Regions from separate parts of the Mus musculus genome. Here all the other regions are linked to region 1. Evidence: chromatin loops called from intact Hi-C (ENCODE). Cell type or tissue: heart. All regions are shown on one strand. Each heading gives the region's core, and the rest is flanking DNA. Links, peaks and the distances in the headings are about the cores only. Region 1 holds the start of Suv39h1 (suppressor of variegation 3-9 1). Region 2 overlaps Ftsj1 (FtsJ RNA methyltransferase homolog 1 (E. coli)). Region 3 holds the start of Ftsj1 (FtsJ RNA methyltransferase homolog 1 (E. coli)). Region 4 holds the start of Pqbp1 (polyglutamine binding protein 1).

The links. Hi-C counts contacts between places; a loop is a spot of excess contacts. Peaks named below come from ENCODE experiments on the same cell type or tissue, not always from the same donor. Only the 100,000 strongest peaks of a DNase experiment are listed, where the experiment ranks them.
Region 2: a loop joins it to region 1, with 2.1 times the contacts of the local background. A loop is called at or near these places in 4 of 42 quality-filtered maps.
Region 3: a loop joins it to region 1, with 2.6 times the contacts of the local background. A loop is called at or near these places in 4 of 42 quality-filtered maps.
Region 4: it touches region 1 in a loop (2.5-fold over the local background); 2 of 42 quality-filtered maps call a loop at or near these places.

What each region holds. Positions count from the first base shown.
Region 1 is chrX:8,072,079-8,077,736 of GRCm38, reverse strand. Suv39h1 (suppressor of variegation 3-9 1) reads left to right here and starts at 2,977. Exons shown (of 6, transcript NM_011514.2): 1 at 2,977-3,193; 2 at 5,269-5,414. The coding sequence starts at 3,175. In heart, for the core only: a CTCF peak has its summit at 3,176; a DNase peak (open chromatin) is centred at 2,996; H3K4me3 peaks cover 2,836 bases; H3K27ac peaks cover 1,720 bases.
Region 2 is chrX:8,244,503-8,250,160 of GRCm38, reverse strand. It overlaps Ftsj1 (FtsJ RNA methyltransferase homolog 1 (E. coli)), which reads left to right. Exons shown (of 13, transcript NM_001290430.1): 5 at 1,104-1,182; 6 at 3,240-3,292; 7 at 3,381-3,434; 8 at 3,527-3,629; 9 at 3,742-3,825; 10 at 4,512-4,609; 11 at 4,689-4,877; 12 at 5,060-5,101. The coding sequence ends at 5,086. Among named protein-coding and RNA genes, the nearest start is that of Ftsj1, 5.1 kb to the left of the region's middle. In heart, for the core only: a CTCF peak has its summit at 2,274 (motif pointing right); no DNase peak of the experiment used is centred there.
Region 3 is chrX:8,251,691-8,257,348 of GRCm38, reverse strand. Ftsj1 (FtsJ RNA methyltransferase homolog 1 (E. coli)) reads left to right here and starts at 4,943. Exons shown (of 13, transcript NM_001290430.1): 1 at 4,943-5,177. In heart, for the core only: CTCF peaks have their summits at 1,336 (motif pointing right) and 2,416 (motif pointing right); DNase peaks (open chromatin) are centred at 4,658 and 4,898; H3K4me3 peaks cover 1,190 bases; H3K27ac peaks cover 1,075 bases.
Region 4 is chrX:7,895,840-7,901,497 of GRCm38, reverse strand. Pqbp1 (polyglutamine binding protein 1) reads left to right here and starts at 2,498. Exons shown (of 7, transcript NM_019478.4): 1 at 2,498-2,727; 2 at 2,862-2,947; 3 at 5,086-5,197; 4 at 5,393-5,505; 5 at 5,616-5,658. The coding sequence starts at 2,881. Timm17b (translocase of inner mitochondrial membrane 17b) reads right to left here and starts at 2,162. Exons shown (of 6, transcript NM_011591.5): 1 at 2,029-2,162; 2 at 438-537. The coding sequence starts at 2,054. In heart, for the core only: no CTCF peak of the experiment used is centred there; DNase peaks (open chromatin) are centred at 2,187 and 2,427; H3K4me3 peaks cover 2,383 bases; H3K27ac peaks cover 1,882 bases.

The sequences.
Region 1 (5,658 bases), core at 499-5,498:
AGAAGTTGTGGCCTAGCTGGGCAGTGGTGGCACACGCCTTTAATCCCAGCACTTGGGGGGCAGAGGCAGGCGGATTTCTGAGTTCAAAGCCAGCCTGGTCTACAGAGTGAGTTCCAGAACAGTCAGGGCCACACAGAGAAACCCTGTCTCGAAAAGGAAAAAAAAAAGTTGTGGCCCATATAAAAGGAGGATTGTCACAAATAATCCCTCACAGGTGTACCTAGTCACTTAGGTTTTAATCATCAAGTTCAGATGTAGTGAAGTTGACAACCGAGAAGTCTTTGGAACCTTATAACCCCCGATGGAGAGCAAGAGGAGCATGCGAGGTAGCAGTTTTCTGAGACAGTGAACATGCAGGCTGTATGACACGCCTGCCAGCACTGGTTGGGGTTGATAGCTTTACAGGCTGATTCACTGACGATCCATGTCACCGCGGCTGACCAGACTACCAGATGCTGCGAATGGCTAAAGCGCCATTCTGGCTTCTATGAACCACTTCTGGCCTGAGAGAATGTCTGGATCTGTAAAGCCAAGGACGCCCTGAAAGAAACTCCATAGCTTCATTTGCTTCCAAAAACTCCCCAATTCTGGAGGTCTCGACAGCACACGGTTTTGTCTCCTGCTAGCTTTGCTGTACATAGCATCTCCAAGTGAGGCTGCTCGATCACTTACGTTATTGTCTGGCAAAGGTGCTTTGTGCCCCTTTTCCCTGCCCCATTCGGTATCTTAAATCACAAGGTTAAATAACTTCCTGACATCAAGAAATGAGTCAGAAAACTTGCTAATCAGTAACTTTTCTTGTGATTTACAGACTCCAGAACACCAAAGAAACTTTAGAAAATAACAGTTTACATGTCGGAAAAGCAGGCCACTGTGGAATTTATGACCATCCAGCCCTCCTCAAACTAGAAAGATAACTTTCCTCAGCTCCCTCAGTTGCCTTATACCTGCAGACTCTAAGCAAAATGGTCTCCGTTTGAGATAGTATCCTATCTTCTTTTGTTTGCCGACTTTCTAAATAGATTTTTTTCTTTGTTCCCAATCTGGCTTTTTCCAGTCACGAGTAAATGAATGTGGGTGCTCTAATTACAGAGGTAATCTTGTCGATTTCAAGCTGGCTGATCAAAGAGTATGGAACCTCCAGCTAGGCAGCTATTTCTGATGGCTGGTTGTCTACCTAGGCTGAGTCACATGATACTGAGCATTCTGACTAAACATCCACAGGTAGTACGGTCAGTGGGATACCTAGACTGACTACCTGCTTATCTGAAAAGGTGAGAGGGAGAATGAATGAGTCCCGGGGTTAGCTGAGGAACAGCTCTGTCAGGAAAGCTCCCCCGTCCCCCTCAGATACATGCATGGTTGCAAAGTATCCTGATAGAATCCAAGTCTCTCTGAGGAACCTAACACTTCAGAAGATTGACCCATAATGGAAATGAGAAAAGATAGAGTCATTATAGGAACCCAGCTTGACTTGACCACAGCCATTTTAGTCAACTTCAGTGGTGGTAGGGCACAGGGCCTCAGCATACTTTCCAAACCTATAGGATAAACAAAGCCATTAAGATAAGGCAGGCTCCAGCTGCAGATGTAGCAGAGAATGACCTTATCTGGCGTCAATGGGAGGGGAGGCCCTTGGTCCTGTGGAAGCTCGATGCCCCAGCAAGTAAGGGGATGCTAGGGTGGTGAGGCGGGAGTGGTTTGGTGGTGGTAGGGGAGCACCCTCATAGAAGCAGGGAGGATGGAGGATGGGATAGGAGGTTTCCAGGGGGAAAATAGGGAAAAGGTTTAACATTTGAAATGTAAATACATAAAATAACCAATTTTTAAAAAAAGGAAAAAAAAAGAAAATCTAAAAAAAAAAAAAAGATAAGTCAGGGAAGCATTTCATGATAACTACTGATGCCCAAATTACTTTAAGCTGATATTTAGTGAAATGGATTTAGAAAAATAATTGATGGGCCACATTGAAGTTTGTGTAGCACGTAACTCTGTCCTCCTGCTGTGCAGTATAGGGTTTCTCATGTCTTGTTGACACTAGAGATATGAATACGTCTGTAAATCTGTAATAATTGCACTTTGCGAAATCCTGGCTCTTTCTAACTCTTCTGGTATATGTGCGTGTTACTGTGGACTGTGTACGTGTGCATACACATATGTAGGCTAGAGGTCAACAGCAGGCATCTCCCTTGATTGTGATCCATTTTCTTTTTAATTCTTATTACATTTATTGGGTGTGTGTATGTGTGTATGCAGACACATATGTAGGTCAAAGGTCAATGGTAAGCATCATCCTTGATTGATCTCATTGTATTTTTTTTAATATTAAATTTATTTGGGGTATGTGTGTATACACCTACCAAAGTGCAGGTGTGAACAGAGGACAGCTTACAGGAATGGGTTCTGTCCTCTAAGAGCAAGCTTGGGGCTCCTGTCTCCCTCCTCCAGCACTTTGTCGCTGGGTGTGGCTCTTACATGGGTGCTGACAATAATTTGTCCTGACCTAATCCCAGTCCACTTCGGGACATGGGTGGCCATTGGAGTTTGAGACGTCTCCTTCAAGGAAGATGGAGAAAGGGCTGCCTGGCTAACAATGTGATGGGGACAGTTTGAGGGAATAGCAGGCTGCCTGACAAGGGTTGTGCTTCTATGAACTCAGACGGCTGCAGGGCACAGATGGATGCTACTATTGACTGAGTGTGAATGAAGAAGCGAGTGATGGAAACGGACATCTGATGGCGGCGACCGACTTATTATTTATTTCAATCAGGTGACTGGCTGAGCACCTATATATATGGCTCTAGGTCCACCCTGGCAGTGAATGCCTGCGCGAGGTTAAAATAAATGACTGGCAGAATTGGGGTTGCACAAAACAAGCCCTTTATGACTGGCTGACGCCGCGATTGGCTAGCAATATGACTGACAAGGGGCGGGTCCTGGAGCAAAGGCAAGCTTTGCTACTGCGCAGGCGCACTCTGAATAAAGGCAGCGAGCACGGGCTCTCGAGACCACTCCTGGTGACGGGAGGAGTCCAGGCACAGCTCCGCGGTTGGTCCGAGCCGGAGCTGCGAGCGGCGAGGAGCGGCCAATCGACTGCGCGTCCCCGGCCACGCCCGCGCGCGCTCTCTTCTCGCGAGGCCGGTTAGGCCCGAATGTTGTTAGCTGTGGAGAAAGATGGCGGAAAATTTAAAAGGTGAAGCTGTGGTGCTAGAGACGCGAGCTACTGGCCCGGCCGAGTAGAATGGAGGGAAGGTGGCCGGGGCTCCAGGCCAGGCGTCCGGAGCTACGGAGCCTGGAGCTGGAAGGCCGGCGCGGCAAACGTGGGGGCCGAGAGCGCGGGCCCGGCGCGCGGGCAGGGCGGGGCTGAGGGGAGGGGGCGCGTGCTTCGGCCGCGGGGGGCGCGGGGCTGCGCAGGCCGCGCGCGGGGTTTCTCGGCCGCGCGCGGCTGGCCGGCGCGCCTACGCGCGTGAGAGAGAGTCCTGAAGGAGAAGGTTGCGGCCACGCGCGGGAAAAGGCGGCTCTCAGTGACCGTTACCCTTTCGGTTTCCACGGGAGACGCCGGAAGGGGAGGAAGAAGTGGAACGGACCCCCTTCTCAAAATGGGGGAGCCGGCGACTCTAGGTGGGAAAGGGATCGAGGCGAGATGGGGGCAGGGTTTTCGGGTAGACGAGTCTCCCCGGAAAGCGGGACTTGGTGGGGGGGCCTCGGTGAGAGGAGGGCTCGGCTCCTCCATGTGCAGGAAAAGAGGGGTGACTTGTGCGTGCTGGGCGGGCTCCTCGGCCTCGAGTAGAGCGCTGAGAAGAGATTCCACAAGTGTGAGCCGGAGCTGCGGTGGGGAGGAGTGCGGCTGCTGGCACTGCAAATGGTATTTGCAGGCCACTTCTTGGGGCTTTCAAAGGCGTTCCAGACGCAGGTTAGAGGCTCCGGGAACCGAGAGGCCTCGGAGGAGAGGGATTAGTCTCTGCTGGGCCTTGGATAAAAAAGGATCAGTGTATATGTACGCAGTGATCTTTTTTTCTTTTGAAGTGTTTGTGTGTTCTTAGGTTACCATCTAGAGCATCTTATTAGGATTGTTTTAGATTTGAGTCGTATGATGGGAGGAGAAAAAAACCATCCTTAAAAGATGGCATTGGCTACTGACAGCATACACCTAGCATCAAGTGGTTTTGTGACATATTTTGATTTTTTAAAAATGGCTTCTAAAATTACGTTGAAGAAGGGATGTGCTCTGAAGCAAAAAAATGTGTATACTTTAAATCCGCTTCTCTTGAACAATAATTTTGGTGACCAAGAGTCATTGTCGGGGCTTACCTACCACATGTATTGTTTACATGTTCCTGAATTGAGAGCAGATCCCTTCGAATTGAGTTGTACTTTTCACCCCCGAGACAGGGATTTTTTTTTTCCTTGAGACAGACTACGGCTGTCCTAGAACTCAGAGATCAGCTTGTCTCTGCCTTTCCTGGGTCTAAAGGTATGCACCACTATGCCCAGTTTAATGTAATATCTTTCTACAATCTTTATAATTACAAAACCTAAAGTCCTTTGAAATAAAAGTCTTTCTTAAATGTGTCACTAATCATGGCAAGGGATTTTTAAAAGTGAAATTATTCAGTGAGAATATTTAATGTGAAAAATCAAGGCTTTTGCTATAGATGTGTTTGCTGTTAATGTGTTTTGAGTATAGATGGCTTAATGTCCTATGCCAGGAATTCGCCTAAAATTACTTGTGTAAAATTCCCAAATGTTTGAATTCCAAAATCCAGTGGCCCAGGAGTTTCAGATAAGTGAAGACTTTATAGCAACACCTCTGTTTGTTGCCCTAGGGATTTTTGTCCTACCCTGACTCTCTTAGTTAACGCACCCCAGTCTTTTGCAAAGTGCAAAGAGCATTGCTTAAGGCTCTGACCGAAGGTAAGTCTGCAGGCAGCTTAAGGCCTTGGATGTTCTGCCAGTGGATCCCTTTATGGACGGGCCCATTGCTACAAGCGCCACTTCATCCTTGCCATTCCAGAGTTAGGGGGCCAGAGTTTGGAGTAGAAGATTCTCCCAGATGAGGGCATAGGTCCTCTGATAGGAGAACTGGACCCTTCCATGTGCAGGGAAAGACAGGTTGATGCTTCCTGGTGTGTAGGCTTATTTCCAGGTGTTGCCCTGAGAATTGAGCATTAGGGTTCAAGGAATTGGCACTTCCTGTTGCAGAGGATCTTAGCTTTGGGTAAGGCCCGTCGATTACATTTTTGTGAGTCTTTGGCCTTCTCATTCTAGGTTGCAGTGTGTGCTGTAAATCTTCTTGGAATCAACTGCAGGACCTGTGCCGACTAGCCAAGCTTTCTTGTCCTGCCCTTGGTGTTTCTAAGAAGAATCTGTATGACTTTGAAGTTGAATACCTGTGTGATTATAAGAAGATCCGTGTAAGTCTGGTGTGAGTGTGTGTGTAGAGAGAGAGAGAGAGAGAGAGAGAGAGAAAGACAGATACTACACTGGCAGGGGACCCTCTTCTCCACCAACCCCACATCTGTTTGCAAAGAGGATTTTTCTCCTCTGATTCTTCCTGGGGGGAAATAGAATGAATTGACCCTCTTATTTCCATTTTACAGGGAGGGAAATAAAGTGGCTTTCTCAGAGAACAAGAGGCAGAATGAATCCTCCAATGCA
Region 2 (5,658 bases), core at 278-5,277, 170 kb before region 1:
AGATGGCTTGACAGCAAACCAGGTGACTGAGTTCAATCCCAAATGGTGTCCTCTGACCTCCACATGCGTATGTACCCAGACACGCACACAATTAATGAACAAATAAATGCAGTTTTAAAATATCTAAGGGGCTGGAGAGGTGGCTCAGCAGTTAAGGGCAATCACTGGTTGCTCTTCCAGAGGATATGGGTTCAATTCGGAACACCCACACAGTGGCGCACAACTGTCTGCAACTTCAGTCCCAGGGAATCAGTTGCCCTCTTCTGGCCTTCCCCCAGTTCCAGGCACACATGTGAGGCACAAACATGCATAAAGGCAAAATACCCATATACCTTAAGAAAAACAAAGGAAGAAAGGGAGAGAGGGAAATCGAGAGCATTTCTAATTAGTTTATTAATGTTGTTATTAGTTGTTGTATGTGTGTTTGGGGGAGGGGTCGGGTGCCATGGTGTTCGTATAGAGGTCAGAGATCACTTGGAGGAGTCAGTTTTCGCTTTCCACTCTGAGTTCCAGGAGTGGAACTCTGGGTCACAAGGCCTGGCAGCAAGTGCTTTACCTACCAAGCCAGGTCACCAGCCCCTTAAAAATGTTTTCTTTTTTTTGTTTTCTTTTTGTTTGTTTGTTTGTTTGTTTTTTCGAGACAGGGTTTCTGTGTAGCCCTGGCTGTCCTGGAACTCACTTTGTAGACCAGGCTGGCCTCGAACTCAGAAATCCGCCTGCCTCTGCCTCCCGAGTGCTGGGATTAAAGGCGTGCTCTTAAAAATGTTTTCTAAAAGAGTAAATAAGAAAGAGGAGGGGACTGGATATGTAGCTTAGTGCTAGAACCCTCATGTGGTATAAACAGAGCATACTGGGTTCTGTCCCAGTACCAAAAGACAGAACCTGAGAAAGACGGAGATTGACCCCCTGTGCGTAGACTGTATTGCAGAGACACCAAAAGATGGTGAGGATGGTTCCCCAGAGATCCAACTACGTCTTAGTCAGACAAAGCCTCCAGAACATGGCTGTCCCCAAGGCTTTGAGGCGAGGGCTGTAGGCAGGTGGGATTTGAGGGTGAGGGCAGCAGAGGGGTACTAAGGCTGTTCACCCCCCTTTCTCCATAGCTTTCCACTGCCAAGGAGATCATCCAGCACTTTGAAGGCTGCCCTGCTGACCTAGTAGTGTGTGACGGGGCTCCTGATGGTAAATGCGCTGTGAGGGTGACCTCTGTCTCTTAGCTCAGTTTTTTTTCTCCCTCTTTCCCTCTGTTCTTTCCATTTCCCCCCTTTCTGGCAGTCTCTCCCTATCTCCGCCCTCATTGCCCATCCTCCTCCTCCCTGCCTTTCAAGTTTGTTTGGGTTTGGTTTTTTTTTTTTTTTTGGACTGTTTTGTGGTGCTAAAAATAGATGAACCCTCATGTGTGCGAGGCAAGTCTTCTGCTGCTAAGGTTTACCCCCGCCCGTCAGCTTCGTGCTAGACTGTGTGTCAAGCCCCCTGCCTTCTCATCTGAGAGCCTGGCCAATCCTGTGCTTGGTTTTTGATTTGTGGGTTGGTTGTTTGTTTGTTTGTTTGTTTGTTTTTGCCACCCATTTATTCAAAACATTTTCTGACCACACGTTGTGTTGGGAAAGTGTGCATAAATAAATTCCACTGGTCTCTGGCCTTGTGAAGTCAATGTTTCCGTGGGATTGCATAGAAAAGACACAGTTGAGGGCTGGAGAGGTGGCTCAGCAGTTAAGAGCACTGACTGCTCTTCCAGAGGTCCTCAGTTCAAATCCCAGCTACCACATGGTGGCTCACAACCATCTGTAATGGGACCTGATGCCCTCTTCTGGTGTGTCTGAAGATAGTGACAGTGTACTCATATACATTAAATAAATAAAATCTTTAAAAAGAGAGACAGTTGATCTGATGGCTCAATGCCTGTAATTGCAGATCTTGGGAGACTGAGGCAGAAAGATCACTGGAGCTCAAGGTCAGCCCATTCTCAAAAAATAAAAATGGGGGGGCGGGCTGGCTTAATGGTTAAGAATGCTTGTTATTCTTCCAGGGAACTGAGTTCATTTGAGAGCCATCCATGCCTGGTGACTTGCAACTGCCTATAGCTTAAACTCCAGAGGATCTGACACTCTTCTTTTGGTCCCCATGGGCACACGCATGTGACATACAAAATGCAGACACACATACATAAAATGTTTTAAAAATACACAAAATGAATAGCAATTCACAATTTTTTAAAATTTATTTCTGTTTATATGAGTACACTGTAGCTGCCTTCTTCAGACATACCAGAAGAGGGCATCAGATCCCATTATAGATGATTGTGAGCCACCATGTAGTTGCTGAGAATTGAACTCAGGATCTCTGGAAGAGCAGTCAGTGCTCTTAACCGCTGAGCCATCTCTCCATCCCTACAATTTTTAATAAAAAGATAAACTTTTTAAAAAGATAGAACAGGTAATAGATCATGTAGGGAAGTCACTAAGACAGGCTGAGGAAGTAAAAACTACCTGCTGAGATTTGAAATAAAATAGATAGGAAAGGCTGTATTGACTTATCATCAGAAAGAATTGATAGCGAAGGGGCTAACAGGGCTGTCAGTTACAGCACTGCCCTTGATAGTGCAAACTTGGAGAAAGCCTGAGGGTTGTAGACCAAGGAAGTATCCCTTAGGCTTCTTGAGCAGTGTGAGGGGCAGAGGTGGAAGCAGACACACACACACACCAAGAGGAGCTGGCCACTGCAGTAGTGCAAAAGAGTAACTTATAACAGTGGGGGCTCCAGTCACAGGTAAGGAGAGAATGGTCCCACTTTGAAAATAGAATGGGCTGGATCTGCTAAGGTCTGGAATGTGAGTATGATGCGGGCCAAAGTTGGTCACAGGGACTAAGGTTTTTGACATGAGTAACTAGAAGATCGGATGAGCTGAGAAACATCAAGAAACTGGTAATAGAGAAGGAAGTAGAAATCTGCTTTTGAACTGGTTGCACCTATGGGGTTGGTTTATCAATACAGCCCCACGAAGCCATCTGGGTAGAGGTAGACATACTAGTGCTGCTTGTAGGACAAGTAGTTTTCCAGGATTAAAATGACTTCCCAGGTTGCTAAGCACTCGGGGCTCAAACTCTAGTTGGAAGACAATGCTCTTTCCAGAACCTTCACAGTAAGAAGGCCTGAAAAACATCCTTGGTTTTCTAATCTCTGGTATAAGAAGACATGTCAAGTCAGAGAGTCCCCTAATGCTGTTCTTCTTGCTACAGTCACTGGTCTCCATGATGTGGATGAGTACATGCAGGCCCAGCTTCTGCTAGCTGTGAGTAACCCTGGTGGCTGCCTCTGCCCTCCTTTGGCCCCTTCTTGCCTGCTTCTGCCTCCACCATACCCGCCTTTCCTTTTTGCAGGCTCTCAACATCGCTACTCATGTCTTGAAGCTAGGGGGCTGCTTCGTGGCCAAGGTGAGCCTTGGGGATCCTGCAGGAGTGGTGAGAAAGGTCCCTGCCGGGAAAGGGCCCCCTTACTTCTATAGCTTGCCTTCCACACCCTACAGATATTCCGAGGCCGGGATGTGACCCTGCTCTACAGCCAACTACGTATCTTCTTCTCCAGTGTGCTCTGCGCTAAGCCCAAGAGCAGCCGGAACTCTAGCATTGGTCAGTGGGTGGGTGACATGGAGGCCTGATTGGCAAGGGGGTGATTGGCCATGTGTCTGCACAAGGTTGAGGTGACAGAGAGTCACCCCTCACTCCAGGTTTTCCCCCACAGAGGCCTTTGCTGTGTGTCAGGGTTATGACCCTCCTGAGGGCTTCATTCCAGACCTGACCAGACCCCTGCTGAACCACTCATATGGTGAGAGCCAGAGCTGGTGGTGACCCATGCCTGGGAAAACTTTACCAGCTCCGTGTGCCTTGTGTCTCTTTTTTTTTTTGGGGGGGGGGGGGTTATTCGGCTTACATTTCCATACTGCTGTTCATCACCAAAGGAAGTCAGAACTGGAACTCAAGCAGGTCAGGGAGCAGGAGCTGATGCAGAGGCCATGGAGGGATGTTCTTTACTGGCTTGCTTCACCTTGTGTCTGTTGAGAGCCCTCTGCCTCACACTCCGATGGCAGTTGTACCCCCTTAGGGATATTTCAGATAGTCTTCCAATGGTAGCCTTGGTCCTGGTAGAAATTCTGTTGCAGCAAACTAAGCATTCACCCAGGGAAGATCCTAAGTGTCTACCTTAGGGAACCCCTCAGGTAGAAAGCTCACCTGTATTAAACATGTCCCCTGTGGAAGTCTGTAGCCTCTAACCTGATAGGCAAAGGTGGAACCTGTCTCTGTAGATCCTATTTGCATGAGACAAGGTAGAATGTACTGGTAAAACGCTGAGCGGGCATGGTACAGTGAAAAAGCCAGGCCACAGGCTGACATTTTAGCAACAGTGATCAGAAGGGAATGTGCACCAGAGGGAAAAAGGACCATGATGGTGGGGAGGGGGACTTCAGTGCTGGTGTAGACTGTATCTTCACTCTGCCTCTTTCTAAGATACAGATTTCAACCAGTTGGATGGTCCCACCCGTGTTATTGTGCCCTTTGTGGCCTGTGGGGACCTCAGCGCCTACGATTCGGACCGCACTTACTCTCTGGATGTGAGTGTCCAGCCAGCGGGGCAGGGGGCAGGAGATTGTCTTGGACTGGCAGATCCTCATCATCTCTTGTGTCCTACAGCTAGACGGTGGCTCTGAGTACAAATATACTCCACCCACACAGCCCCCCATCGCACCCCCATACCAAGAGGCCTGCAGGTTGAAGAAGAATGGACAGCTGGCCAAGGAACTCCTCCCCCAAGAATGCTCCATCAACAGTGTGGACAAGTTGCCCCAGCCTCTGGCTATCCATACCCTGCTAGACCCCAAGGTATGGATATGTACCTCTGAGCCCACCATGACATCTCCCCAGTGTGCCCGTTTCTGTCCTGACTGACTCCCTCTCCTGGTCCTTTCCTGCCTTGCAATCTCTTTAAGAATCCCTAGCTCAGCCCACTGACAAATGGAAAAATGTAGCCAAATAGCTGAGTTCCTTTTCTCTTTCTTTGGCAGGTGGAAGACAATGAAATTCATTGTTGACCTTAACACATTAAGGTAAATTTGCTTTTTTCCCCTTCTAAAGTTCAAGTAAAGGGTACCTTTAAGAACAATCTGAATAGGGACTGCAGGCTGGCTCTCTAGTTAAGAGCAAGGATTGCCCTTGCAGAAGATCTGAGTTTGGTTTCCAGCAACCACGTGTGGGAGCTCACAACTGCCTATGACTTCCACAGGAGCAGACATCTCTGGCCTCTCAGGATACCTACATTCACAAGCACACACCCAGGACACACATACACACACACACAACACACAATTAAAAATAATAAAAATAGTTTGGTCATGGTGTCACTCACTTTTAATCCCAGCACTTGGAGGGGTGGGGTGCAAGCAAGTCTCTACAAGTTTGAGGTTAGCCTGGTCTGAATAGTTCCAGGCCAGCCAGTGCTACATAATGAGACCCTGTCTGTTAAAAAGGAAAGAAGGAAGGAAGAAAGGAAAGGAAAGGAAAGGAAAGGAAAGGAAAGGAGAGGAAAGGAGAGGAAAGGAGAGGAAAGGAGAGGAAAGGAGAAAGGAAAGGAAAGGAAAGGAAAGGAAAGGAAAGGAAAGGAAAG
Region 3 (5,658 bases), core at 247-5,246, 180 kb before region 1:
TTTAATGTAACATTTTGTTTCTTCTGTAGTGATGGAGCCTCAATTTAGAGCCTCCATCCTTGGACCTCACACACACACACACACACACACACACACACACACACACACCAGGCAAGTGCTCCTCTATAACTGAGCTGCATCCCAAGCTGTCCCTCCTTCTTTGGCTTTCAGGTCCCTTAAGTGGTTTTTGCCACATAACAGAGCCTCGTCACAGCCCCACCCAGAGATATTAAAAAAAAAAAAAAAGCCGGGCGTGGTGGCACATGCCTTTAATCCTAGCACTCCGGAGGCAGAGGCAGGCGGATTTCTGAGTTCAGTTCGAGGCCAGCCTGGTCTACAAAGTGAGTTCCAGGACAGCCAGAGCTATACAGAGAAACCCTGTCTCAAAAAACAAAAACAAAAACAAAAACAAAAAAAAGACAGATTTCTTTTAAAAAAAAAAGATTTATTTATTTACTTATTTTATGTATATGAGTACACCATTGCTCTCTTCAGACACACCAGAAGAGGGCATCAGATCCCATTACAGATAGTTGTGAGCCACCATGTGGTTGCTGGGAATTGAACTCAGGACCTCTGGTGCTCTTCACCGCTGAGCCATCTCTCCAGCCCCCTATCCAGAGATTAAAATAACAAAAACAAACAAACAAACAAACAAACAAACAAACAAAAACCCTGTTCTTCAGGGATGTTTCTGTCTCTTCCTAGGACCTCTCTAGAATACAGAGTAGCAGCGTAGAGTCCACAACACTTCTCAATGGATAAATGCAATAGCCACACAAGAGAGATGACCTAAGATGGATCTCCAAAACCCAAGTAAAAGTCAAATGAAGTGGCATGCATCTGTAATCCTGGCACTCATGTAGTCCAATGGGAGGCAGAGACAGGAGTCCAGAAGTTAGCATTGCCTTCTTCCTGGGCTACATAAAGCAGCAGCAAAAACAGTGAGAGAAGAGAATCTAGCTCAACAAAGGGAAAGGCAGGAACCAATTTCCTAAAGTCATCCTCTGACCTCCAGACAAGCACTCGCACACACACACAATTTTTTCTGAGACAGTATCTTTCTATGTAACCTTGCCTGGCCTGAGTGCACTCTGTAGACCAGGCTGGCCTCAAACTCACTGAAATCCTCTTGCCTCTGCCTGCCAGGTATGCACCACCAGCCTCTGCTTAAAAAAAAAATTAATAATAAAGCATAAAGTGAGGCTGGGGGTGCAGCTCAAAACTCTTTACCTTGTTTGCATAGGTCCCTGGGTGCTTGGGCAATAAAAGAAAATACAGAACATACTGAGAAGAAAATGAGGAAACAGCCACAAAAGGCTAGTTGCTATGAACTGAGAACAGACCCTGTTCTAGGCAGTAGGGGGCAGCAGAAAGCATCACAATCGCCTCCCCCCCCACCCCGCCCACCCCCCCCACCCCCCCCACCCCCCAACCCCCCCACCCGCACCCTCCCTGCACCACCACCATTCAAAGACATGGAGAGTCCGTCTTTTAGTTCTCTGAATGCTTGCCGAAGTTCTTCCCATTCAGCCTTTTGCGTTTACTGCTCCCTTTTCTTGCAATGCATTTCCTCCAAATATCCTCAGAGTGTGCGCTCCTGCTCTGAAGACTGAGGCAGAAAAAATGGACTGAGCCCACAAGGTAGAGGCCAGCCTGGGCAACCTCTCAAGATCTCATCTCAAAAGGAAGAAAGGGTAATGCAATCCTTTCTTTATTGTCTGTTCTTTTCATCTTACTTTCTCGCCACCCAACAAAACATCATCTATTTGCTGGCCATGGTATGTCACACTTGTAATCCCAATGCTATGGAGACTAAGGCAGGAGGACCAAGTCTTAAGGACAGAGTGGGCTATATAGGAAGACCCTACCTTAAAGATAAAACATTCTCTTTTTTTTTTTTAAGATTTATTTATTATATGTAAGTACACTGTAGCTGTCTTCAGACACTCCAGAAGAGGGAGTCAGATCTCGTTACGGATGGTTGTGAGCCACCATGTGGTTGCTGGGATTTGAACTCTGGACCTTCGGAAGAGCAGTCGGGTGCTCTTACACACTGAGCCATCTCACCAGCCCCCTAAAACATTCTCTTATCTAGTTACTAGTATACCTGTATTTAATAGTTTTCTTACTAAATGTATAGAGACATATTACCATATACACTGTATGTTATATGTATAGGGTGATGCCTAGGTTTTATACATGATACACAATATATAAAATATTTACTATTTTTCTTCAGTTCCAGGAGATCCAATGCCCTCTTCTGGCCTCAAAAGGCACCAGGAATGCCTTTGATTCCCATACAGATATGAAGGCAAAAACACGCACACACACAAAACAAAATAAAATCTAAAAATAACTTTTTTAAAGAATTACTTATTTATTTTATGTATGTGAGTACACTGTTGCTATCTTCAGACACACCAGAAGAGGGCATCAGATCCCTTTACAGATGGTTGTGAGCCACCCATATGTGGTTGCTGGGAATTAAGAGCATTTTAACTATTGAGCCATCTCTCCAGCTCCTAAAAATAACATTTTAAGAATTCAGCAGTACACTGGAAACAACATATATAGGTTTTCACAAGTAAGCTTGTTCAATTTTGAGAATTTTGTAAACTGACTGTTAAATAACTATTGTTAATATTGAAACGCTAGGGCTGAAGAGTTGGCTCTGTGGTCAAAAGTCCTTGTTGCCCTTGAAGAAAACCCAGTTTCAGTTCCCAGCACTGACATGATAGCTTACCATCATCCTGACTCCAATTCCAGGGTCTGACACCTCCTGAACTCCTTAAGCTGCAGACGTGCATGTTTTCTGCATATACATGTAGAAAAAGAACACTCATACATATAAAATTAAATTGATCTTTAAAATGAAATGCTGATTAATCTCAGCATTAAGAAGGCAGAGGCAAACAGATCTCTGCGAATTTGAAGCTAGCCTGGACTACATAATGAGTTCTAGGACACCCAGAGCTACATAGTAACTCTCTGAGAACCTGTCTCAAAGAAATAAAATAAGAAATTCAGAACACTAGGGTGGGAAAAGCTGAAACCTCAGCACTTGGCAGGTGGGGAGTGGTTTGTGGGTTGGAGATCAGCTTGACCTATGTTGAAACCATGGGGAGAGGAAGAGAAAGAAAAATAATACTGTGAACTTAACGATTAAGTGGATAGGATTTTTATGCATAATAGATACTCAAAATGTATCACTTCCCAGTTATCTGACTATATCGCATTCATTTCCTATGTTCTTGAAGCCATTTCTCTTTTTGTATGGTCGAATTAATACATAATGATGTCCTGCTGCACCTGTGTTTAGACTACACATGGGTGACTTAAAATCTGACCAGATGATAGATAATATGTAAACCATGGAAACTAACAAATGCTACAAACAGGCCCAATCCCCTACCCTGCCAGAAGCCAGTTAACCATTTACCAGCGCATTGCTGAGAGCACTAGAATAGTGCCTAATACACAGTAAATACTTTCAATTATTGTGTTTCATGCACTAGGTCATGACATGAGCACACACACAAGAACACATACATAGGGGCTGGAGAGATGGCTCAGTGGTTGTTGGGATTTGAATTCAGCACTTCAGAAAATGAATTTTTAAAGAACATATACATATTCATACATGCATATATGCTTTAAACTTTTATTCGCCGGGCAGTGGTGGTGCACGCCTTTAATCCCAGCACTTGGGAGGCAAAGACAGGCAGATCTCTGAGTTCGAAGCCAGCCTGATCTACAGAGTGAGTTCCAGGACAGCCAGGGCTATACAGAGAAACCCTGTCTCGAAAAAACAAAAAACAAAAAACAAAAAGAAAGAAAGAAAGGAAGGAAGGAAGGAAGGAAGGAAGGAAGGAAGGAAGGAAGAAAGGAAGAAAGGAAGAAAGGAAGAAAGGAAGAAAGGAAGAAAGAAAGAAAGAAAGAAAGAAAGAAAGAAAGAAAGAAAGAAAGAGAGAGAAGGAAGGAAAAAGGAAAAACAAAAAATACAAAACTTTTATTCATTCATACATGTATTTATTCATTCGTTCGTTCGTCCGTTTATTTATTTATTTATTTATTTATTTATTTATTTATTTGGGGGAGGGGGCGCGTGACAAGTGCGCATGTTGGGGATCAAAGGACAACTTGCAGGAATCAGTCTTCTTCCATCCATGACCTTGTGTATGGGGAATCGAACTTGGGTGGTCAGATTTGGCGGCAAGAGCCTCTACTCAGTGCGTCTCGCAAATCCGTAGACATGCTTTTCAGTGGTGCGGGTGGAGGCGGTGAGGGCAGTGGTGGTGGTTAAAATGTATTAAAAAGTATTTGGAAAATATACAATTAGAAAAGGATGTGCATCCGATTAACACCGTGAATTCTAGATAGGTGATTATCCCTTCTTTTCAGATGAGGAAACTAAAGTTCTAAGGTGGCAAAATTGAAAGCACTTCAGTCAACCGGTAGAAGTAGGATTCAAAATTGCAAATCGTATGCGGTAGCTTCCCGGTAGTAAAATTCAAAATTGCTCGCCGTAGCCTCCAGGTTAGCTTGCTTTCGCAACAGACTTTTCACTTCGCGTGGTCACGCTCCACCCCCTTTGCGTAATTTCCTTTCCCTCCAGACTTAAAGAAAAATGGGCGTGGTCGTGCCCGCTGAATTTTGGGAAATGTAGTACATAGGTTAAATAACCGTCCCGATGTAAAAGGGAAAAGGCGGCCAAGTAAGTTATCTTGTCTGAGTGAGCGGGCGATGGGGGAGGGGTGGAAGTTTCCCACGTCAAGGTCTCTCCGTGTAGCCAGACTAGCCGAGAACTCAGGATCTTGCTCCGGATCGCAGCTATAGGACCCTGGCCTTGAAACAAAGAACAAAGAGCCGGTTCACAAGCCTTGCAAAACTATTGGCCAGACGATGTCAGTTGCATTCTGGGAACTGAAGTTCCTGTGACCGGGATATGTCGACACAAGATGACGAGACTAACGTCATACGTTGTGCTCCGGTCTGGATCTCCGTGGAACTGAACTGTTTTACAAAGCAAACTTTACCGCGTGGCGACAACCTCTAGGCGTGTACGACAGGCCTTCGGGTCCACTCCGAACACCAACTGGAGTCTGTAATTTTCAGTTTGCAAACTGTTCTCGAGGCTGGTGAACAGCCACGCTCTGTATCCAAGAGCTGAGGTAGGTCCTAGGGCACTGATGACTTGAAAGGGACCGAGACTGGAGGCATGCCTGCCCTGTCTCCAACTCGGGATGAGGGGATTCACTCTCGGTACTGCAGCTGCATAGTTCAGTCAAGCCCCGAGAAGCTTGCCTAGAGCAGGGAACTAGATTGTTAGGTGAACTCGAACGGGGTGCAGCATAGAGCTACACAACTGATCTGCTATCTGCTGGGCCGACTTGAAGGGTATTTGGCGGTTCTGATGGGCTGATGGTCTTTGAGGCTCTGCAGATGGTCTTAGGGATGTTACTAAAAGATGGGTCTTGAAGGTATTACACTCGTGGTGCTGTGTCTGCTGGAAAATTAATGAAGGCTAATAATAAAAGTGGTGGCTATTTGGCAGTTTACATAGTAATCGTATTGGTGAGGTTCTGGAGAGAATAACAGGTGCGTAGGCAGAGTGCTAAACTAATGGGGTCAGTGACGAAAGACAAAATAGAA
Region 4 (5,658 bases), core at 254-5,253, 180 kb after region 1:
TTACCTCCCAAGGGCTGGGATTAAAGGTGTGTGGCACCACCATCCATATAGAATTTTATCCCAAAGACTGTCTTGTGGTAAAATCTACGGTGTATACACATTGAAAATTTGATGCTAACCCTTTTCTTTTTATTCTAATTCTAAGGATGGAACTGTGGGCACCCCACACACACATACACACCCACCCACTTGCTTAAATCAACTGTTCTACCACTGAGCTAAATACTTCTAGCCCCTAAGACTGTTTCTGACAGTACAGTATTTCCAGAGTTCTAGCTGGATAGTTGAAGAACAGAATCCCTCAAACCCTAAATCCAGAAGCCAGGCCCAACACACAGTAGGTGAACAATCAACAGAATGTTCAGTATGCTCAGAGCAGTACTCCTATGTCAGCAAGACCGCAGATTCCCACACCACTGGAGGAAGGCCCAACTCACAACAGGGGCATTGCGGAAGCCCTTGATAGCCTGGAAGACTCCACCACCAATGACACCCATGGTGAAAGCTCCACCGCAATCATCCACAATTCGCCATGGGCTGCAAGCAGGAAGGAAAAGATTGGGTTAATGTGAGACCCTGCCCTGCTTGGAGAACCAAACAGGGAAGCTCAGGACTGATGCAGAACACCTTAGATGACAACAAATTAGTTCTGACACTTTTTATATTCCCCAGAAAGCCAGAAAGGAAAACCAGATGTGTTTCTGCACACCTGTGATCAACACTTGGAAGGCTGAGACAGGAGGATCACAAGTTGGCAGTCCAACTTGGGCTCTAAATGGAGACCCTGTCCCACAAAGAAAGTTTGTGCCTTTTAATACCAGCACTCTGAGGTCAGAGGTCAGCCTAGTCTAGTCAGTTCGAGGCCAGCCAGGGTTCTATAGTGAGATACTGTCTCAAAACAAACAAACCCCAAAAGAAAAGGTTTGTAAATCTATCTGTGGTACAAAAGTGAGAAAACAATTTGGGATGGGGGAGGTGTCTCACCACATAGCCTTGCAACGATGGGTTTACTACTGGCAGAGCAGTGCTCTTGATTACAAGCAAGCGTCAATACAACTGTTTTTGTCATTATCAAAAATCAAATGGCTTTGGAATCTAGGTCCCCTGTCCCCCACAATCTGTCTCTTGCTTAAATCAACTACTCTACCACTGAGCCCCTATGACTGTTTCTGACAATACAGTATTCTCAGAGAGTTCTACGTGAAACTAGATTTGAAGAACAGAGTCCCTCAAATCCTAGAACCAGGAGCCAAAAACAAAATGGTTTTTGTTACTATCAAAAATCAGTAAGAGTTGTCATGTGCCTGGCAGGGGTGGTTCACGCCTTTAATCCCAGAACTTGGGGGGCAGAGGCAGGAGGATTTCTTAGTTCAAGACTACAGAGTGAGTTCCAGGACAGCCAGGGCTACACCACAGAGTAACCGTGTCTGGGAGGGGGGGGGGGGAGTTGTCGTGTCAGGCTTCAATAGTGTTAACTAGCAAACGTTATTTAAGTAAAATATAAACAGGGTGACTGACACTCGGTTCGACACAAAAAGCACGTCCAGAGAAACCCTTGTGTCCTTTTAAAACCTAAATCGGACAAATCAAAAGACCGTGCGGAAAAGCCAGGTGCCATCTGGCTTAGCCCACAGTGAGTTCACACATGCCCTATCCTATGTCAAAAGCCAGCCTGAGAAAAGCGACACGAAGAAACCCTGTGGATATTGGCTCCACGCCTCTCCTCCCTCACCGCCGGAATGGATCTGCCCAGCGTTTCTCTTTTGGCTCACAAAGGGGGTCTAGGAGAAGAGCCAGGGCAACAGTGCGATAGTTTGTCCCACACCGCACATACTGGGACACTCCACGGTGGCGGTTTTTTGACGAAGTCCGAGTGGGAGGGGCCATGCCGGATGCGCAGAGGCAGTGAAGTTTCCGAGCCTCCCGGGTCAGGGACTTGACACTGCAGCCCCTGCCTTCCCCGCCCGCCTCCCGTTGTCCGCCTGAGCGTCGCGCGGACTGTCCCGAAGCCTGTGCCCATCGCCGTACCAAGGTTCGCGAGCGTACTCCTCCATGGCGCCAGAGTCCGGCCTGGCGCAGTCGGTGGCGCGGGCGAGACACTCCCCCCGTCCCCCTCCCGCTCCGAAACGCCCACAAGCTCTGAGGCGCTGTACGTAGACCAAGGGAACAATTGGTTCTTCTCTGCTTACGTAAGGCCAACGGCGCGCTCTTATTGGCTAGCCAGAAGGGCCACATCCGTTCCATGTAAGCGTCGGATGCGACCAGTTAATTGCACCTGGGGAGAGTCGAGGAGCCTGTTGTGCTTTAAACCAAGAGCCCTTCGGTGTTGGTAAGCACTGTGCCAATGAGGGAGAGGAGGGTAAGGAGATAGACTTTGACTAATCGCACAGTTGTACTGGTAAGGCTGGGGTGTAAGCTTTCTTTTAAAGCTGGAGATGGCGTTGGCATTGTATCTCCCCCATCCTAGCGCCTTGGTTCCGCCCACCGTGCGGACTTTGAGGAACGTTGGGTGATCCCATTTCTGGGTTGCGGGTGTGTGGCACTTGGTCCCTTGGGTGATGGGTGGAGCCTTGGTCTAGAGAGGAACTGGGTCTTTGGTCCATCCGGTCTCCAGTGCCTGGGTCCGGAGAGTTCTGCTGATCCTAATTCTGGCCATATTGCTACATATCTCTTTTATCTTTTAGCACGCATTTTTGTTCTCTTCCAGCTACTGTTGCAGTTACGTAGGTGTGTGTGTGTGTGTGTGTGTGTGTGTGTGTGTGTGTGTGTGTGTGTGTGTGTGAACACACGCGTGGTTACTGGCTATCCAGATTGAAATGTTAATCAGATCTGCCCTTCAGTACTGTCTTGTCTGTTTCTAGGTCTGGTCAGCTACCCACTATGCCGCTTCCTGTTGCGCTGCAGACCCGCTTGGCGAAGAGGGGCATCCTCAAACATCTGGAGCCGGGTGAGAAAACTAAAAGCAGATGCATCTATCATGTGCCAGTGTTAATAGACGTTCTGCTGTTTATTCTATTCTTTATTCCCCCTTTTCTCCGCCCCCTCCCGCCCCTGTCGAACCTAGGTGTTTGCTAAGTAAGTGCTCTGCCATCTTCTGCCGTCCTAGTGTGCATCTTCCCCCGCCCCCTTGTACTGCTGGGGTTAGACCAGAGCTCTTGGATGCGCTCTATTGAAGTATATCTCCTTGACTGGCACCTTGGTTTTGATACTTGGTATCTTGCATGGCCTGGCAGGCATCTCGTTGTCAATATAATTTTTTCTGATATTCATTACTTCTTCGTGGTTGGTGGGTGCTGTGTGAAGTGTAAGGCTGGAGGGATAGCTTTAATTTAAGTCATGAATCAAGTGGACACGGTGGCAGGTACAAATATCTCAGGTACTAAGGAGGCTGAGCTACAAACATGGCTTGAGTCCAGGAGGTCAAGGCCAGACATGGCAATTTGGCAAGACCCAGTCTTCAAAAAATAAAAAACAAATAGACATAAGTATGGTGGCATTCATCTGTAGTCCCCAGCATGGCTGGGGCAGGTAAAAGGGATCACAGGAGACAGCCTGGTTTACATACTGAATTCTAGGCCAGATATACATGTGTCTGTGTGTGTATGTACACATGTATATATGTGTATATATATGTGTGTGTATCAGAAAATAAGTAAAATAAACCCATGACTGCATGGTATTTAACTAATTAATGTTTGAGACATGGTCTCATTCTGTACTTCTGGCAGGCCTGGGACCCATTCTGTATATCAGGCTGGCTTTGCATTCATCAAGATCTGCCTGTCTCCGCTTTCCTAATGCTAGGATTAAGGGTCCAAAAAGGCATCTGATCTATCCTGCAGTCTCCTATGTGCCAAATACAGTGACAGGATGCTGATGCTCTATGTTTACCTCAGCAGAGGTACTTGGGTGATGGGCACCATAACCATTAACATTTATTTAAGGCTGCCTAAGTGCCTGGCACGTATGATATGCTAACAGTCAAAAAAGATGATCTGGGGGCTGGAGAGATGGCTCAGCAGTTAAGAGCACTGACTGCTCTTCTGAAGGTCCTGAGTTCAAATCTCAGCAATCACATGGTGGCTCACAACCATCTGTAATGAGATCTGATGTCCTCTTCTGGAGTGTCTGAAGACAGCTACAGTGTACTTACATATAATAAATAAATAAATAAATCTTTAAAAAAAAGATGATCTCTTAATAAGATTTACTGTATTACTAGGTGCTAATTATACATTATTGCCAATAGTAATAAAGTGGGGCATGAGTTTTGACCTATATGGTGTGCTAGGCACTGGAAAAGTACATCATATTATTGTATGGACAACTGACATCTATTACAAGACTACTTTGTGCCAGACATAGACTTTGTGCCTAACAGTACTAATAATGACCACTGATATTTGTTTTCTTGGGGGTGTTAGGATATGAATCCAGGGCTTCAGGCAAACCCCATATCATTAGTGTTTCTTTTAAATCTTTTTGAGTACTGAGCCCACTGCTGATAGTGTTTATTAGCAATATGGACAATCATACCTGACATCTCTTTTGGTGTCACTATGATGTTGTAGGCACATGCATTTTATTGTTAATTATACCCAGAGCTTAAATCTGTTATGTGCTTACTGATGGCCAGGCACTGGGCTGATAAGAGACACCATCTTTATTCTACTATCACTAGATGTCTGCTGCAAGCTTGCTGTATATCCGCCCCTAGGAATAGAGTCAAAGCAATGTTTACATCAATTCCTTGTTATCCAATATTCATGAGCCAGAAACCCATTGAAGTTCAGGATATGGATAGATTAGCCATTATTTTAGGCAACCCCCCTACTGTTCCAAGCCATTTCATTGAAATACGTTGGGATAATACAATGCCACATGGTATCTGAACTCAGGAATTGATTGGATATCAAATTTTTGAAGATTATCAACGCTGAGCATGTACTTCTGTCTTCCCTGCATGGTGGTGTAGATGTGAGTGGTCAGTCATGTCTCCATGCCTGAGAATAGGAGGAGAACCCCCACACACACACCATCACTATCGGGTAATTCAACTGCTTTTCTCCTTCCCCATTCTTCCAGAGCCAGAGGAAGAGATTATTGCTGAAGACTACGATGATGATCCTGTTGACTATGAGGCCACCCGGATAGAGGGTCTGCCACCGAGCTGGTACAAGGTGTTTGACCCTTCTTGGTGAGCCTACCAACATGGTGGGATGGACTTCATGGACAACATGGTGGCCTTGCCCTTCCTGTGTTCTCTCTTACTGTGGGTCGAGAGGGACGAGATGTGCATGTGGGACCATGAAGCAGATCTGGACGCAGGTTGAGGTGACAGGTGGTATAAGGGACATCTGAGCTGACACTCCCTCCCTCTCACTGCCCACAGCGGACTCCCTTACTATTGGAATGTGGAGACAGACCTTGTGTCGTGGCTCTCACCACATGATCCTAACTTTGTCGTTACCAAATCCGCCAAGAAAGTCAGGAACAATAATGCAGGTGAGTTGGCAGATGCAGGGATGCTTTAGTGATTCTTGCAGTCTCGGAGAGAGGCTGAAGAGAGACCATATGTGTAAGAGAGAGGCTTCAGGATTTGTGTGTTACCATAGATGCTGAGGACAAGTCGGACCGGAATCTTGAAAAGGTGGACAG